2 separate regions of the Mus musculus genome follow, and region 2 is linked to region 1. Evidence: chromatin loops called from intact Hi-C (ENCODE). Cell type or tissue: left cerebral cortex. All regions are shown on one strand. Each heading gives the region's core, and the rest is flanking DNA. Links, peaks and the distances in the headings are about the cores only. Region 1 holds the start of Catip (ciliogenesis associated TTC17 interacting protein). Region 2 holds the start of Aamp (angio-associated migratory protein).

What was found. A loop is a pair of places that touch in the nucleus more often than their neighbours do. Peaks named below come from ENCODE experiments on the same cell type or tissue, not always from the same donor. Only the 100,000 strongest peaks of a DNase experiment are listed, where the experiment ranks them.
Region 2: it touches region 1 in a loop (3-fold over the local background); 7 of 42 quality-filtered maps call a loop at or near these places.

Annotation. Positions count from the first base shown.
Region 1 is chr1:74,357,247-74,365,570 of GRCm38, forward strand. It overlaps Catip (ciliogenesis associated TTC17 interacting protein), which reads left to right and starts at 4,889. Exons shown (of 10, transcript NM_001379457.1): 1 at 4,889-4,940; 2 at 5,121-5,276; 3 at 5,504-5,701; 4 at 6,006-6,061; 5 at 7,071-7,157; 6 at 7,303-7,470. The coding sequence starts at 4,916. In left cerebral cortex, for the core only: CTCF peaks have their summits at 3,822 (motif pointing left) and 4,780 (motif pointing left); DNase peaks (open chromatin) are centred at 4,794, 5,357 and 6,470; H3K4me3 peaks cover 338 bases; H3K27ac peaks cover 1,501 bases.
Region 2 is chr1:74,283,541-74,291,864 of GRCm38, forward strand. Aamp (angio-associated migratory protein) reads right to left here and starts at 1,198. Exons shown (of 11, transcript NM_146110.3): 1 at 963-1,198; 2 at 346-501. The coding sequence starts at 1,083. Pnkd (paroxysmal nonkinesiogenic dyskinesia) reads left to right here and starts at 1,494. Exons shown (of 10, transcript NM_001039509.1): 1 at 1,494-1,597; 2 at 2,302-2,470. The coding sequence starts at 1,531. It overlaps Tmbim1 (transmembrane BAX inhibitor motif containing 1), which reads right to left. Exons shown (of 12, transcript NM_027154.5): 7 at 8,155-8,194; 8 at 7,891-7,928; 9 at 7,660-7,747; 10 at 7,212-7,307; 11 at 6,331-6,384; 12 at 4,707-5,978. The coding sequence ends at 5,832. In left cerebral cortex, for the core only: CTCF peaks have their summits at 1,161, 1,363 and 3,884; DNase peaks (open chromatin) are centred at 282, 769, 1,332, 1,837 and 4 more places; H3K4me3 peaks cover 2,224 bases; H3K27ac peaks cover 1,559 bases.

The sequences.
Region 1 (8,324 bases), core at 10-8,009:
AGACTAGGAAATCCCAGAAATCCCATGCAGACCCATTTGAGAGTTTGCCTTGGCAAGACTTTTAAATTTCTTTAAAGTATATTTAAGAACATTTAAACAATTACCATTATACACTCTTCTATCCTTAAAACAATTAAATTGGGCTGGCGAGATGGCTCAGTGGGTAAGAGCATTGACTGCTCTTCCAAAGGTCCTGAGTTCAAATCCCAGCAACCACATGGTGGCTCACAACCATCCATAACAAGATCTGACTCCCTCTTCTGGAATGTCTAAAGATGGCTACAGTGTACTTACATATAATAAATAATTTTTTTTGGAAAAAAAAAAAAAAGCAATTAAATCAAACTTAAAAATTTCTATTCTTTGATTATTTGCTGGCTGGAGACAGGCAGCTTTTATTGTCTGCTTCTCATTGCCTTCTTCCTAGCACCAGGCCAGGGAACCAGCCAGCCTCTTTGCACAGCAGGAGTTCCCAGCATCTCTGAGCTGAGGCTTTCTGTGGCAGCTGTGTTCCTTTGTTCTAGTTTTCTGTGTGGGAACCATGTGACTTAGCTCCACTTAATAAGGAACCAGTTCTCTCCTCTCCTAGACTTAAATCATTTGCAGGTGTGTTTTCTATCCCAGAATACCTAAATTATGTTTAATAGTGGGTTCTTGCCTACCATGTTGCACACCATATGTAGCATCATGCTTCCAGCCCCCCCCCCCCATCTCCCTTTGCCCAGCCGTTAGCCTCTGGCATCTTTACTGATGGATCAAAATTGGAGACAAGGACCTTCAGCATTTGGACATGCAGATTCTCGGTTGAATCAAAACATTAGAACCAATCTTCAACACATAATCCCAACACTTAGGGGCAGAGGCAGGGGTATTTCTGTGATTTTGAGGCCAGACAAGTCTATATAGCAAGTTCCAAACTGGTCAGGGCTATATATTGAGGCCGTGTCTCAAACAAACAAACAAACAAACAAGCAAACAAAAAGAACAACAACAAACAAGGTCTCTGGAGCCCCAGGTAGGTTGGAGTCCACATTTTCCATTTACAGGCAGGTGGCTTGGCCTTTCTGAACCTGGGTTTGTCATCTGCCAATGGAGATGATAATGGTACCAAGACAAGAAGCTTGCTGTGAGCCCTGAACATGTTGTTGATCCTGTTGAGTTCAGCACAGACGCTTCCTCTAGGTCACTGGATATTGCTCAGTAGGTGCCTACCCCATCCGCCAGAGCCTGTTTGTCCCATTCAAGGCCCTCAACTTGTATCCAGCTTGTCATCGTGCTCCGGTATATATTCACTGGCTGGGAGTGCCTCACAATAATAATGAATGCAAACCGAAAAGTAGCAAACAAACAAACATCCAAACCAAACAAGCTAGAGAGGAGGCTCAATGTTGAAAGCACTTGCTGCTCTTGCAGGGGACTCAGTTCAGTTTCCAACACCCACATCCAGCAACCACACCCAGAAGATCCAGTGCCCTCGTCTGGCTTCCACAGGCACAAAGCGTGTACAGATCTACATGCAAGCAAAACACCCATATGCAAAATAACAATAAAATAAATAAATCTTAAAATGTTTTTCAAACACTGGGATTACAGGCATGTCCAACCATGCCCTGGCGGGTCTTTATTTCTTTGTTTCTTAGACATGGCGGGGATCATCCTAGAGGCTGTGGCTTGTAGACCAGGCTGTACCCCTGCGCCATATCCATAGCAGCTCCTTGTCCCTTTAACTTTATTCTGATAACCAAATCAATTTAGGGGCTGGAAGGGAAGCCTTACATTCATGAATCCCCAATGTCTCGTGAGCCAAGCATGGTGGTCTACACCTCTAGTCCCGGTATTCAGGACACAGAGTCAGGAGGATCAGGTATTCCACAGGATTCACAACTACAGAAAGCACTTTGGTTCAACCTGAGACACATGATGCCCTGTCTTTAAAAAGAAGTGTCTTGGTACATGCCTATAATCCCAGCACTCAATAGACTAAGAAGGAAGATTTTTTTTCTAACATTATATACATTTATATTATGAAAGCAATAGGGTTTGCCTTTTTATTTTTTTTTTTAATTAATTTTTTTTTTTTTTTTTTTTTTTTTTTTAGGAATAATCTCAAACTATAGCCCTGGCTAGTCCTGGAAGTCCCTGTGATGACCAGGTTGGCCTCTTGAATACTGGGCCTAAAGATATATACTACCATGCCTAGCTAAAAATGTAATTTTAAAAATGGCTAGTGTCAGCCGGGCAGTGGTGGTGCATGCCTTTAATCCCAGCACTCAGGAGGCAGAGGCAGGCAGATTTCTGAGTTCAAGGCCAGCCTGGTCTACAGAGTGAGTTCCAGGACAACCAGGGCTATAGAGAGAAACCCTGTCTCAAAAAACAAAGAAAAAATAAAAATAAAAACATAAATGGCTAGTGTCTATCAGGACCACATAGAGAAACCTTGTCTGAAGAAAACAAAACGACCAGCAAAATGGCTCATTTGATAGGGGCACCTGCCACCAAGCCTGACACCCCAGGACTCACACAGAGAGAACTAACTCCCAGAAGTCCTTGAGCTCCAGATACGTGCAGTGTGGTGCACCCCTCCCCCTCCACAAATAAATGCAACAAATGTAATGGATTCTAAAATGTAATATGGAGGAGCTTTATCCTAACTGGGATGAGTATGAGTTGGAATAACCCTTCAGTGTCTAAGGCTAGCTCATGTCAAGAAATTTTCTGAGGTCCTGGCTATCATATTGAACTGTGTGTATTAGACATAACATCAACTCCAACATGCCCAGATGGCGATCAAGTGTCCACAGCATGAGTACAAATCAAATGTATGAGTCCTGTAGCCACTCCTCCAAGTCTGTATTTAATCACTTCAGGTGCTGTTAACCAGAAGTTTCCATTCACGGCATCGCCTACCACCCACTCCTCTCCCACCCATTCCTCTACCACCTATTACTTCCTTGCTGCTTAATTCTTTCTAAGACAGGGTCTCTCTGTGTAGCCCTGGCTATGCTGCAACTCACTCTGTAGATCAGACTGGCTTCAAACTCAAAGAGATCCCCTGCCTCTGCCTCTGAGTGTTGAGATTAAAGGTGTACATCACCACTTCCTGGTTTTATTTTCAGTTTTTGAGACAGAGTCGCATTGCAACCCACTGGCCTCAAACTCAATACGTAGCTGAGGATGACCTGGGCTTCTGATTTTCCTGCCCAGCCCTCCCAAGTGCTAGAATCACAACCCAGCACCATCCTATCCAGCTGCTGCCTGAATGCAGACTCAGTCTGACTGCCTCTGGTCAAGTCTTGGCTGTGAAGGATTAGCTGTGTGACGAGTGAAGCCAGTTAGCCTCTCTTTGCCTTAGTTTTCTTCTCCATAAAACCCACATATTACCTCCATATGAGGTCATAGCCTACATCAGCCAAGCATGGTAGTGCACACCTGTGATCCCAAAACTCGGAAGGCAGGGGCAGAATAACTATCTCTAGGACAGCCTGAGCCACATAGTAAGCCCTAGGCTCGATTCCCCCAGTGCCTCATAACCTGGGAATGGTGGCACACGCCTGCCTGTAATTGTAGGACTCAGGAGAAAGAGACAGGAAGGTCAGAAATTTAAGGTCATTCTCTGCTTCATTAAGTTTGAAGTCAGCCTGGGATATATAAGACCCTGTCTCAAAACAACAAAACAAGGGGCTGGAGAGATGGCTCAGTGGTTAAGAGCACTGACTGCTCTTCCGAAGGACCTGAGTTCAAATCCCAGCAACCACATGGTGGCTCACAACCATCCATAATGAAATCTGACGCCCTCTTCTGGTGCATTTGAAGACAGCTACAGTGTACTTAGATATAATAATAAATCTTTAAAAACAAAGAAAGTTCCCAGCACTTGGGAGGCAGAGGCAGGAGGATTTCTGAGTTCGAGGCCAGCCTGGTCTACAGAGTGAGTTCCAGGACAGCCAGGGCTACACAGAGAAACCCTGTCTTGAAAAAATCAAAAAGAAAAAAGAAAAACCAAAAAGGAAAACAAAAAAGACAAAAGAGAAAAGACTTTGCTGTCCCTCTCAGCGTGACCATCATTATGCCTACATGCCTCAATGATGACAGTCCCAGTAAGATGAGGAGGCATCCAAGCTCATAGGTGAGTCACAGAGGCCCCTCTGAAAGTTGCAGCTTGCAGAAAAGAAGATGAACAGCCTTGGTGAACCTGGGAATTAGAAACAGTTTCTACTGAGTGCGAAGGCTTTCCCACCATCGTAAAGGCAATGAATGGGAACCTGAGGCTCAGGAGATAGGAGACTGTTTTTATTGGGACTGTAGCACACAAAGACAGTTGTCCAACCTTGAAGTGGATTCTGTGTGTGAGCCTAGGTCCGGCCCAGGAGTCATGAGTGCCCGGTTTATGGGCACAAGTCACTACTTCTGGTTTAGTCTACTACTTCTTTGTATTATTATTATTATTATTATTATTATTATTATTATTATTATTATTATTATTATTATTATATTTTATATATTTGGGTGTTTTGTTGGATGTTTGTGTGTGTGCCATGTATGTCTCTGGTATCCATGGAGTCCAGAAGTGGGTGTTGGATCCTACAGAACTAGAGACAGTTGTGAGCCATCTTGTGAGTGCTGGGATTCAAACCCAGGCCCTCTGGAAAAGCAGCCACTGCTTTCAACCGCTGAGCCACCTCTCTAGCCCCCTTCGTCCATGAATTCCCAAGGAAGTTGTAAAGACCTGCTTTCCCTCAGCCTCTTAAGAATGTCAAAGGCTCCCTCTGCTGGACAACCTCTTAAGCTTGGGCTGAGCCCCAAAGCTTGACAAATCTAGGTTCAGTAAAGTGGGTTGATTGCCCTTTAAGAGGCAGTACCTAGCTTTCTGGTTGCCATGGAGACTACTAGTCACAGACTGACTAGCCTCAATAAAATGTCTTCCAAAGTTTCCCCCACTGGTGAGGAATGGACTTCTGGTCTGTGGGTGGAGGGAGAAGGGGTATTTGTCCCTTGCAAACCCACCAAAGTGTGGTCTTCGCAAATTTAACTTTTGGGGATGGGGATCAGAACCAGGTATCCCTACCTACTCTACCCTTTTCTCTAGAGTCTGACTTATTAGCTTTTTCTTCCTCTTGTAGTTTCCAAAGCCAAGGACCAGCATCACTTAGGCCAGCTGCAGCAACAGCAGCAGCAGCGGCAGCAGCAGCAGCCATTCCCAGAAGCCAATGCTGAAGCCATCAGCTTTCTCAACTCCTTCTGTGAGCCAGATGGTGGGGCAGGCGTGGGGAGGAGAGGTACAAGTCTCTCTCTCCACCCGATCCTCTTGAGATTCAGAAAAGACCTGTTTGCTAATGAACATGGAGGGACAAGCCTGTCGGGGAGAGCTTTACCAGCTGGCACCGAGTGATGACAAGGAGGAGTGACGGGGCTGGTTAGGAGATGGGAGACGTGACAAGGGGTGAGTGGGTGGTGTGGGGTCTAGAGGCTGGGCCTGGAGAGACAGCTTCTCTGCACCACCCAGGGCTGGAGGATATGCTCCTGTTCTTCCCGGAGACTCTGGCCATCCTCTCAGACACAGGGGAACCTCAGGGAGAACTGACCATTGAGGTGCAGAGGGGGAAGTACAAGGACGACATAGGGATCCTGACCCACTGTCTACTGGTCCACGCCTCTAGCCGCGGCTTCCTAGACAAATCGCTGTGTGGGAGCTCCCTCCTAGGTACAGCCCTGACTGCTGCCTGTCCCTCACATCTTCTCTCCACGCCCCACCCCCATTCCAATCCATAGGTCCTTAATTGGGACCTGCCCCTTGACTTACCTGGGAGAGGGTAAAGCCTGGGGGAGGGGAAGAAGAGGAAGGGGGAGAGGAGAGGGAGGAGGAGGGGAGGTCATTCCCAGTCACATACCCAGGACAAGAACAGTGTTGACCACCCTGTCATTTTCCCATGGCCACGTTGCCCCAGCCTGGGCCAGCCCGTTCCCTAGCGTCCATCCTATGACATCAGTGCCTCCCTGTACCCCAGGCTACCTAAACAACAATCTGGAGCTGATGGAACAGCACAGTCAGGAGTTCATCAAGGTATTTACTCCCAGCCTCCCCCAGCCTTGCCCCTGCTCCAGGGTAAGCCAGAACATGGGCTTTACGAGGGTGGGAGGGACCTCTGGAGAATATCACACTCCCATATCCCACCAGCCCGAACCTGCACCACACACGGTTGGTTTGATAACCAGTCACCTCCATTACTGCTGCTGATGTTGTCTGGATGCACAAACCGAGCCCAGCCCACTGGCCTCCTCCGGCCTGAAAGCCTGGTCCACTTCCCAGAGCCACGTGACCTGACCTTTCCCAGAGCCTGTCACTATTTAGCCTCCAAATCTGGCTCTATCCTCTTCACCCAGTCCCTTCAGAAACTTCCTCTGTGGGGCCATGCCCTGTCTAAACATGGGAGATGACTTGGGCCTAACAGCCTTCTCAGAGAATCTGTTCCCAGCTTCCAGCCTGTGTTCCGTTCTGAGGTTTACAGCTGTTCATCTTTCCTATTACATACTATGGGCCTATTTCTGACTTCCACCATAAATGGAAGATCTCCTTTCCTCCCTCTCCTCCCCTTCCTTCCTATTTTGAGGCAGTCTCATAACTAGACTGGCCTCAGACATGGTGTGTAGCTGAGGGTGATTTGGAACCCCTGACCCCCCTCCCAAGTGCTGGACCACCACACCAGGCTATGAGGACCACCACACCAGGCTATGAGGCTTTTTGTTCATCTTTTTGTCTGCTTGCCCGCCTGCCTGCCTGTCTTATTTTATCTTTTTTATTTATCAAGACAGGGACTTTTGTCTTATTTTGTTTATAAAAAACTAAGATTGACTGCATTTGCCTATAATCCCAGTGCTTAGGAGGCTGAGGCAGGAGAATTGTTGCAAGTACAAGGCTATCCTGAGCTACATAGGGAGTTCCAGGCCATTCTGAACTATTTTTTTTTCTCTCAGAAAAACAAACCACAGACAAACAGCGTCGAAGATAGGATGGGAGGTAGCCTCTCAAGGGCGAGCACGTGATTGTCTCTCCTGTGTGCTCTGCTCTTCAGTTCCCTGTCCTTCCCATGGAGAGGAAGATGAGCGTCCTGAAGCAGGATGGCCAGTTTGTTGTGACCAGAAGTGTCAAGGAGGGTGAGGTAAGAGTGAAAGCCAAGTGGGAACCCCTCCCACATCCTCAGAACCACAGCAGGGACGAGCTGTGCGAGGTCAGGTGCTTACATAACCAACACCCTGCTCCAACACCTCCTGCCTCTTCTGAGCTCCAAGATCTGCCCCAAACAGGAAACGAAGACCGGAGTCTCTGTTTTCCCCTATAAAACATTCAAGGGCTTTGTCTCCAGTGCAGCCAATGTGGTGCTGCTGAGAGTGATGGCCTGGCAGCAGTCGGTGCCCAGTGGGGCTCGCTTCCTAGCCTTAGACTCGGAGGGCAAGCTCTGCCATTGCACCTACGTGAGTACTGTCTCTGGGCAAAGGAATCAACCTGGGGAGAACTAGAAGGGTCATGAAGGCCACTGAGGTGGGAAACACAGATGTGATGTGGGAGGGTGGTAAGCAAGGTGGGTTGGGTCTAGGTCCTGAGGGCAAAATGAAGTACACTGGAGCAACAGCAGTTAGACAAACGTGGTAGGAAGAAGAGTGAGAACAGAGCACCCGGGATAAGTGGGAACGAAAAGGTGGGAAGCAACCTTCTGTACATAAAGGTCACTACACAGAAAAGACTCATGGAAGCCTGCTTTCTAAACACCTGCCTTCTAAGGCTGGAGAGACGTTCAGTGGGGCATGATGAGGCTCTGACTTTGATCCCCAAGCCCATGTAAATGCTGCACACATATAATCCCAGAACTGCAGCAGTAAAGACAGCCTGAGTGCATCAGGCTGCCTCAGGGCCCAGTGAGAGAGAGAGCCTGTCTCAAAACCAAGGTGAGGGCAGAGAGATGTCTCAGTGGTTGCGAGCACTTACTGGTTTTGCAGAAGACACAAGATCAGCTCACAGCACCCACATGGCAGCTTACAACCTTCTGTAACCCAAGTCCCAAGAGGTATACATCTACATCTACATCACATCTACATCTACATCACATCTACATCTACATCTACATCTACATCTACATCACATCTACCATCACATCTACATCTACATCACATCTACATCTACATCACATCTACATCTACATCACATCTACATCTATATCACATCTACATCTATATCACATCTACATTTACATCACATCTACATCTACATCACATCTACATCTACATCACATCTACCATCACATCTACATCTACATCACATCTACATCTAC
Region 2 (8,324 bases), core at 162-8,161, 74 kb before region 1:
AGATTATTATTAATGCCCCTTCTGGAATGTAAACTACCTTTAATTTCCACTTAGGTTACTTCCATTCACTTTCATACAAGATTTTATATATATATATATATATATATATATTTTAAAGAATACCAAGATCCAGAAAGCTAACAAAGCTGACAGACTGCTAAACAGCAGAGGTAGGATTTGAACCCAGGGGTCACACTTAACCCCAGTGCCCTATGGCCCTTCCTTTGAATATCCTGCAGGCCAAAGTAGGTGGCTTTCACTTTGGTCTCTTATAATAGCTGCCTAGGACCAACAGGCCATACTCAAAAGCCCATCTGCACTGATCTGAGATGTTCAAAGGCCTACCTGAGTGCAATGCAAAGGTGACCTCACTATCATCCGGGCCCTCCATGCTACCGACCACCCCTTCCTGGGGTTCCAAGACCCAGCCCTCGTCATTGCCCTCTTCTTCTTCTTCCTCTTCCTCAAAGTCCACGTCTTCCATCTCCTGGGCCAGATCATCTGCTTTGAGAGAAGCGTTAAAAGATGGAGCTCCAAAGATAATACAAGGAATGGGGTAAGGGTTAAAGAATGAAAAAGGTGAAGCTAGGGTGGGTCGTGTGGCCAAAGGTTAAGATGTTGTCTCACACGTACCGAGCAGGAAGAGAGCACTTGGGGGGCGGGGAGGGGGAGAGAGGCTAGGTCTGAAGATCTGGTGTTGGCCAGCGACCGTGTGGGAAGAGAGGACAGAGGGCATGATGGGAAGGGGGTGTGTGAGGGGAAGGGCTAGGGGAGGCGTCAGGGAACCCCCACCCAGCCAGGCCTAGAAACTAAAGGTGGGGGGTAGGGGAGGAGGTCTGGGAGAGAAATGTCGGTAGGAACGACCGGTAGGGAAGGGGGGAGGGGGGACTGGGGAGAAGCAGGGGTCAGAGGCCAGGGGTGAGCGCCTCTTGTCCCGTGGCCTCAGGAGCGTCAGTTCTCACCCGGGTCCGGCGGGCCTGGATCCAGCTCTACCACCTCAATGATCTCTTCATCTCCGTGAAAGCTCAGAGTCTCCAGAGGCGGGGTGTCAGCGGCCGCTCCGCTCTCCGATTCGGACTCCATGCGGCGAAAGCTACCGATCCACTTCTCTGGGCCCAAACGCCTCCCAGAGTCAGCTCTGCGCGACGACGCGGAACTCGAGCCCCTCCTCCCGGGAGGAAGTAGGCGTAGGTGACTCCCGGCCGAAAGAGCGACGGCATCCGGGCCAATGGCGACAGTGGTGGACTAACAGAGCCGCCAATCATAAGGCAGAACTAGGATGACCAGGCCGGGGCGTGGCGGGAGAGCCCAAGCTCCACCTTACATGACTCCGCCCCCAGCTGAAGGGAAACAAGCGAGCGTGCGCGCCTCCAGGGTCTCCTGGGAGGAGTAGTTCTCCGGGGCCCGCTACGCGGACTTCTGGGAAATGTAGTTTTTGCTCTGTAGGCAGGACGGAAGGCGCGGGGGAGGCCCCTTACGCAAACTACAATTCCCGACGGGGAGCGCAGTGAAGGGGGGTGGGACCCGAACATGGCGGCGGTGGTAGCTGCTACGGCGCTGAAGGGCCGGGGGGCGAGAAATGCCCGCGTCCTCCGGGGTAAGGAGAGGGACCCTCGGGAGGGCAGGGTTTTAAAAGATTCCGTTTCCTTTATATCCCACCCAGCGCGACAGCAGGAAGTCAGCATGCCAATTGCTGCCCACACCTCTCTGCAAGATCTTAGAGAGTCTGGGGGTGAAAAGATGCTCTAGAGGTCACCCAGTCCAACTCCTGCGTTTAGGTTGCGCGGCGTGTCTAGGGTCTTATTGCTAGAGAGGGTACCAAAGAAACCTTTAGACTCCCGCGCCCCAGGGGTTTCACACTCACCGCAGTGCAGAGGAAAGAGCCCTGGGCATCTGGAGGCTTGAGTTCTAGCACTGAGTAATTAGCGGTTTGACCTTGTGCGAAGCAGCTCGTCTTCGGGCTTCAGCTTCCTCTTCGACGGGATGGAGTTAGTTATCCTTAAGGATAGCTTAAGGTCCTGCAGTTTTAAAACAGTTCCCCGGATTTCCTTCATACGTATGTCTCCGGTGAGTTCCTCTGCAGTCCTTCCCAGCCTGACTTCTGAATAGAACAGCAGCGAAGCTCACTGCCTTGGCACCAGGGTGAGGAGCCCGCAGTGACGTTTAAGTAGCCTTCCAAAGGTGTCACCCGATGGCGATTTTCCCATTTCTCTTTAGATTCTTCACTGCACTTGTTACTCCAGACTGCAGTCACTCCCCTTCCTCATCTCCCATACTGACATGCCATACTTTCATTCACAGGGATCCTCTCTGGAGCCACAGCTAACAAGGCTTCCCAGAACAGGACCAGAGCACTGCAGAGCCACAGCTCACCAGAATGCAAGGAGGAGCCCGAGCCCCTCTCCCCTGAGCTAGAATACATTCCCAGAAAGAGGGGCAAGAACCCCATGAAAGCCGTGGGGCTAGCCTGGTGAGTTTAACTGCTCCCTTTGCCTACCAGTGGGGAGTGCATTGAAAGGTGTGGGGACCTAGAAACTTCTCTGAAATGCGGGTGGAGAGCTGAATCCAAGGGAAGGAAATTGCTGGAGTCAAGGGATGGACTCTCAGAAGGGGGGGGGGGGCTAGGGTGGAAAAATATGTAAAATTGGGGGATAGTGGCTTTTCTGTGGAGCAAATTGAGCTGATCTGATTTGAATTTGAGTCACTGGATTCATCCTTCCCTTTGGGAGCAGGGGTCACATTCCAATCCCAGTAATTAAGTGTCAGATTGCGTTGTGTAGAAGCTAGACGTGTTTCTGTGAATTCTGTGGATCTGATTCTGGCCTTAATACATATTACTGATTATCACTCACTAAAGTAAAAGGAAGGGAAATTAACATTTTTTTCCATCCAATGTCTGAGGTATGACAATACTTTGCCATATAACGTTTGAAGCTTTCTGAGGTAAACCTTGCATTTCCATCCCTCCAAGGAGGGAACAGAGGCTCCCAGCTGTGATTGTCACCAGCTCTTGTGGCTTCCTGTTCTTTGGCCCTTACCAATGCCCTCTTTCAGTTGTAGCTGCTAAGACTGAGAGTTGGTCGATGTACCTTAGTGGTTGTGCACAAGCTTAACACCATAAAGAAAAATAAAGAGGTCTGGCACGGGACATGAGACAGTGTATGCAGGGAGGTCCTTTGCTAACTCAGAGCAAGCCTGGGCTACTTAGGCTATCACACAGAAGCATTCAACACAAGTGAAGAGACTCATGAATATCAGCCGTCAGAGGAGAAATGAAGAGGTAGGTAGGACCACACTGGGCTTTGAGTACTATGCCTAGGAGTTTGGAGTTGGCTAGGATGTAATAGAGCACTATTACGGTTGTCTAAAGCAGGCAGCAGCAGGAGGCTCTGGTTTGTGGGGTCCCTCCAGCACTCAGCACAAAGGACAGGTAGACGTAAGATGTCTCACCACAGCATTTGTACAAGTGACAAAGCTGGCCTGATTCTTCTAGCTCCTCTGGCTCAGTGCCAGTCCCTGCCCAAACCCGGTACACATCTCCCCATCCCTAGGGCCATCGGCTTCCCCTGTGGTATCCTCTTCTTCGTCCTCACCAAGCAGGAAGTGGACAAGGACCGATTGAAGCAGATGAAAGCTCGTCAGAACATGCGGGTGTCCAACACGGGCGAGTATGAGAGCCAGAGGTTCAGGGCTTCACCCCAACAAGCCCAGTTCCCTGAGGTTGGGTCTGGGGCCCAGACCTGAGTGAGGATCACTGCAACCTTGTGCTAGACTATTGACTGCCGTCTTGTGTGGCCATGGCTCCTGAGGCCCACCAGAGGGCGCAGGATGCCCAAGCTGCTGCCAGCACCCAACTCTTCCACACCGTGGAAGGAGCCAAATGCAAATAAAGTTATTAAGTACTGACACGGAAAGGAGGCCAGGTTGAATTTGTAAGTTCCCAGGAGGGGCGGGTCAGAGTGGAAATAGCTGCTCATTCCCTGTTCCCTCACTGACCCATCTGTGTTCCCAGATGGCTGACGGAGCCACGGCAAGCCTAGGAGCAGGCTCTGGAGACCCAAGTCTTAGAGCCACTAGTTAGGAGGGTAGCTACCCATTGCAGCTGAAACTGGTTAAAATTAGTCAGGCGTACTGGTTAAAATTAGTCAGGCGTGGACATCTTTAATCTCAGCACTCAGGAAGCAGAGGCAGGTGGATCTCTGAGTTTGAGGCCAGGGTTCCAAGACAGCCAGAGCAAAATAATAAAGAGACCTTGCCCCCCCAAACAAAAGAAACCAAAAATCAAATGTAGCATTCAGGATGTGGAAGAAAATTTAAAATTAAAAAAGAAAAAAAAAAGTGCATCTAAATATGTCAACCTCTCTGGGCCATGTTTTCCTCCTTTGTAAGAGAAACTAGTTTCCAAGAGATTCTAAAGCTATGGTCTAGCCCCTTTCCTATAAAGATGGAGCTTCCCGGGGGAGTTAAAGCTAGGCAAGTTTTACAGAGGGTTCATGGCATACACGTGATCCTGCGGGGTGGCTGAGAAGCCCCTTCTGGAGCCAGTGCTCCTGGAGCCAGTGCTGCAGACTTGAGCTCCGTTCCTCAGGCAGCTTTTACCATTGCAGCAGCCTGTCTCACCCACCACCAAGAACTGTTCAGGAAAGTCTTTCTTCCAAATACTGGGTTCCCACCTTAGAGTTAAGAAAGCCACAGCAACTCAAGGGTCTTCCTGCCAAACATAAAACTTTATTACATTTCTAGTTGTGTCCCTCTGTGATATATTCAGAATCAAGTACTGGACAGAATAGCTCTAACTATGTCCTTGGGCTAGTAAGGTTTCTACCCCACCTGATAAACCGGCTTCTGTTCCCATCCTGGTACCAGCCGGAGGAGGCACTTGGATTACATAGAAAGCAGCAGCTGGCTTGAAGAGGGGGTTTTAGTCTGAAATCTCCCAATGGGAATACAGAACAGATTGAACTTGTGTACCAGAGTAGACTTCAGTGTTTCTCAGACCAGAGAGGGCACCCAAGGCGCTTTCCCTGTCCCCACTTATCTCTCACCCAGACTGCTTCCCAGCCACACCCAGAATCCCACAATCCACCTCTGTGTGTCAGAGCAAAATAGGAGGTCCCTCTAGGTCCGATTTTAAAAGCCTCAGAAGGCCCCAAGGCACTTTGGGTCTGGATGGTAGCCAGGCTGGGCGCCAGGCAGGGTGGATGCCATTCTGGTTTAGCCCCCATACTGATGAAACTCTGCTCACTGTCTTTTTTCCCCTAGCCAGATAAATAACTGATACATGTTACTGGAAGATGGGGTTGGAACAGAGAGACCCCAGGGCACAGATCTCTTCTAGCTTCTAAAGCTAAGAGATGCCAAGCCTAAAGAGTTCAGACAGCATAAGTGGCCTATGAGCACTGGAGCTGGAGGCAAAGCATCTGGCTTTATTGGATCCAGGAGGGAGACAGCTCCAGCTCCTAGCCTAGAACCCTGTGGCCGAGGTGGGAGGGGAGCCTCTTCCCCTCAGAGCTCCTGTGTTCACAGGCTCCCTACTCCCCTACACACACCCACACACACCCACCCACACACACACACAGAGTTTGGTGCATACTCGTCATGGGTAAAGGGAAGGAGATACACCTTCAGACTAGTTCTTACCAAGCCCACCAAGGGCTAAGAGGTGCCAGTGATCCCAGCATCATGGCTCTCACTGAACACAGCCAGAGGTCCTCCCATCCCCAGGACGGAGAGGAAACTGAGCAGATTACTTGAGGGGAGACGGGACCTAGGGCCCAGCCCAATAGGAAAGGGTGAGTCCCAGGCCAGTGAAAGGGACATCTCTCTTTCTCTCAGTCTCTACTTCCTACGAGCTGGAGCACGAACGTGAAGATATAGACTATATCTGTGTAGATCTGTAGGGCGCCTGTGATGTAGTCCTCCGGGCTGATGGTGTGCTTCCGGTTCCCCAGGACCAGCTGTGTGTCATAAGCCAGGAACTGCAGGGAAACCAGACATGAGTGCCAAGGAGCTCAGTGTCCAGGGTTCACTTCCTGTCAGCACGATGTCCTGAGAGCCCTGGGCCAGCCATATAGCTCACTAATGGAGTCAGTCACTAGGGAGGAGTGTGCTTTTTACATGGTTTCTGCCATTGAGCAGTTCACTTGTCTACCAGAGACTGGCACACATCTGTTACCCAGCCAGCAATGTGAACAGAGCAAAACAGGGATGTCAGAAACTTGTAAAACACCTACATAAGAAGAGAACAATTGTCCATGGCTCCTCCCCACCTCCCAAGCTGCCTAAAAGCCACCATCTCAGCTCCCCTCCCAGAAGAGGGAACTAACTTACCAGGGTGAAACAGATGGCCCCCAGAGCTGCATAGACCATGTGGAGCCAGTAAATCTGTAAAATAGCACAGTATGGCATTAGGGAGCCACGCAGAGCATAGCCAAAGCAGGCCTTGGAGACCCAGCTGACCCTGGGACTCCAGCTAGAGAGGCAGGTAGGGAAGCTACCTCTCCAGGATCCCCATCTTGCCTCTAGATCCTGGGAGAAACTGAGATTGTAATTTATCTGCCAAAGGCTGTCCCACAATGTCCACGTTAGCCCATCAGCCCAACTGAAAGCTAGTGAAGTCCAGGAATGTCTACTGGAGGTCATGGAAACAAGACAAGCCCAGTGCATGCTGTTTGAAGAGCCTGTGACAGTGAGCTCCCAGGAGCCAGCCCATGGATGCAGCTCACTGGCTCCTACAGCCCACCTTAGATACAGTTTAGAGAAGCCTGTTGGCAACCTGCCACCCCACTCAACACTCCTGCCAAGTGCCTGTACACAGACCAGGACCAGCCATGGTGAGGGGGGGGCAGCACCTCTTGTTTTGATCCTTCCCCTCCAACCCTGTGTTCCCGCCTTAGCTGACTGGAAGCAAAGAACGCAGCAGAACCAGCAATCTCGGGGCCACTTCCATCCAGGCCCAACTTAGTCCTTCACGAAACCTGGTCTCGGCTAACCTATCAGTTCCTGTAGGAACCAAGTGGTGCTATCCAGGGCTTAAGGGGGCTGTGGTTTATCACCTGCCTGAGAGAAATCTGTTATACCCTAACCCAAAAGGATGGTATTGTGTTGGTGCCTGCACTGGCCAGTGGAGAGGTGTGTGAGCCAGAGCCCGCCCCTGCTCCACAGGAAGTCTGCTGCCTGGGTTCTGCCTACCCTTCTGGCAGGACACTCACATATTTAAAGATCAGCACTATGCTTGTGACAATTCCGGTCACCATCAGCACTATTCCCAGCACACAGAAGAGGCCTGTACACGAGGTGAAGTCCACCTAGCAGAAAGGGAGAAAGAGGCACGTCGATAACTGCCATCCTTAGCATCCCAGAGGACTGACCCTGAGCCCCAGTTGGGGAGTCCCAGTGCTGCTCTTGGGGACATGGCAGTGACAGTGATATGCTAAGGACATATATCATACAGGAAGCAATTTGTCAAGTACAGACATGGGAGCAGGAGATTAGGCTAGGGAAGTCCCTAGTCTGCAAGGGTCTGAACCCTTCCATGCCTGCCCAAGTGCTGAACCCAAAGGTGTGTGTGTGTGTGTGTGTGTGTGTGTGTGTGTGTGTGTGTGTGTGTGTGTGTGTAAGAGGGCAGGATGGTCAGAGAAAGGCCTTCCCCATCCTCACCTTAGTCTGAAAGCAGAAGATGGTGACAGAGATGGATACCACAGCGGTGATGATCATTGCTATGATGACAGCTTTGGTTTCATACATACTGGGGAAAAGGAAGCAGCGTTGAGATGGGCCAGAGGCAGAAGCCATAAATAGACTCCCTATGTTCAGGATTGTGCCCATAGTCCATCCAGCCTTCCATGACATTCCCTCCCCAAGAGCATGGAGGATTGTCCCTGAACATACCTGGAAATAGTGCCTGTCACAAAGCCCAAAGCCAAAGTCTGCGGGCAGGAGAGAATGAGGCCAATGGTTAAGAACAGCATGGGCTATTGAGTATGGCTCAACACAGAACAGCCTCAACACTGGTCGCCATGACCCTGCAGGAGCTGGGGGTAACTGTATTGGGAAGAACAGCCACAGAGGAAAGCAAGAGCAGGGCCAGCCAAGGACAAGGGTGTCCCCAACCCTTCCCCGAGTGTAGGTCTTCCATTTCCCTTCTAGACTTACAAAGATGGTGAGCAAGATGATGTTCCATGGGAATCGGCGCCTGGAGACAGAGGGAGAGGGAGGAAGACCCTGGTTACCTGCCTGGGCCATCAAGTCTCAGCAGCTCCTTTAGCAGAAGTCCTGAGAAATAAGCCTTCTCCTTAGGGAGGGTACTCAGATATTTACACAAG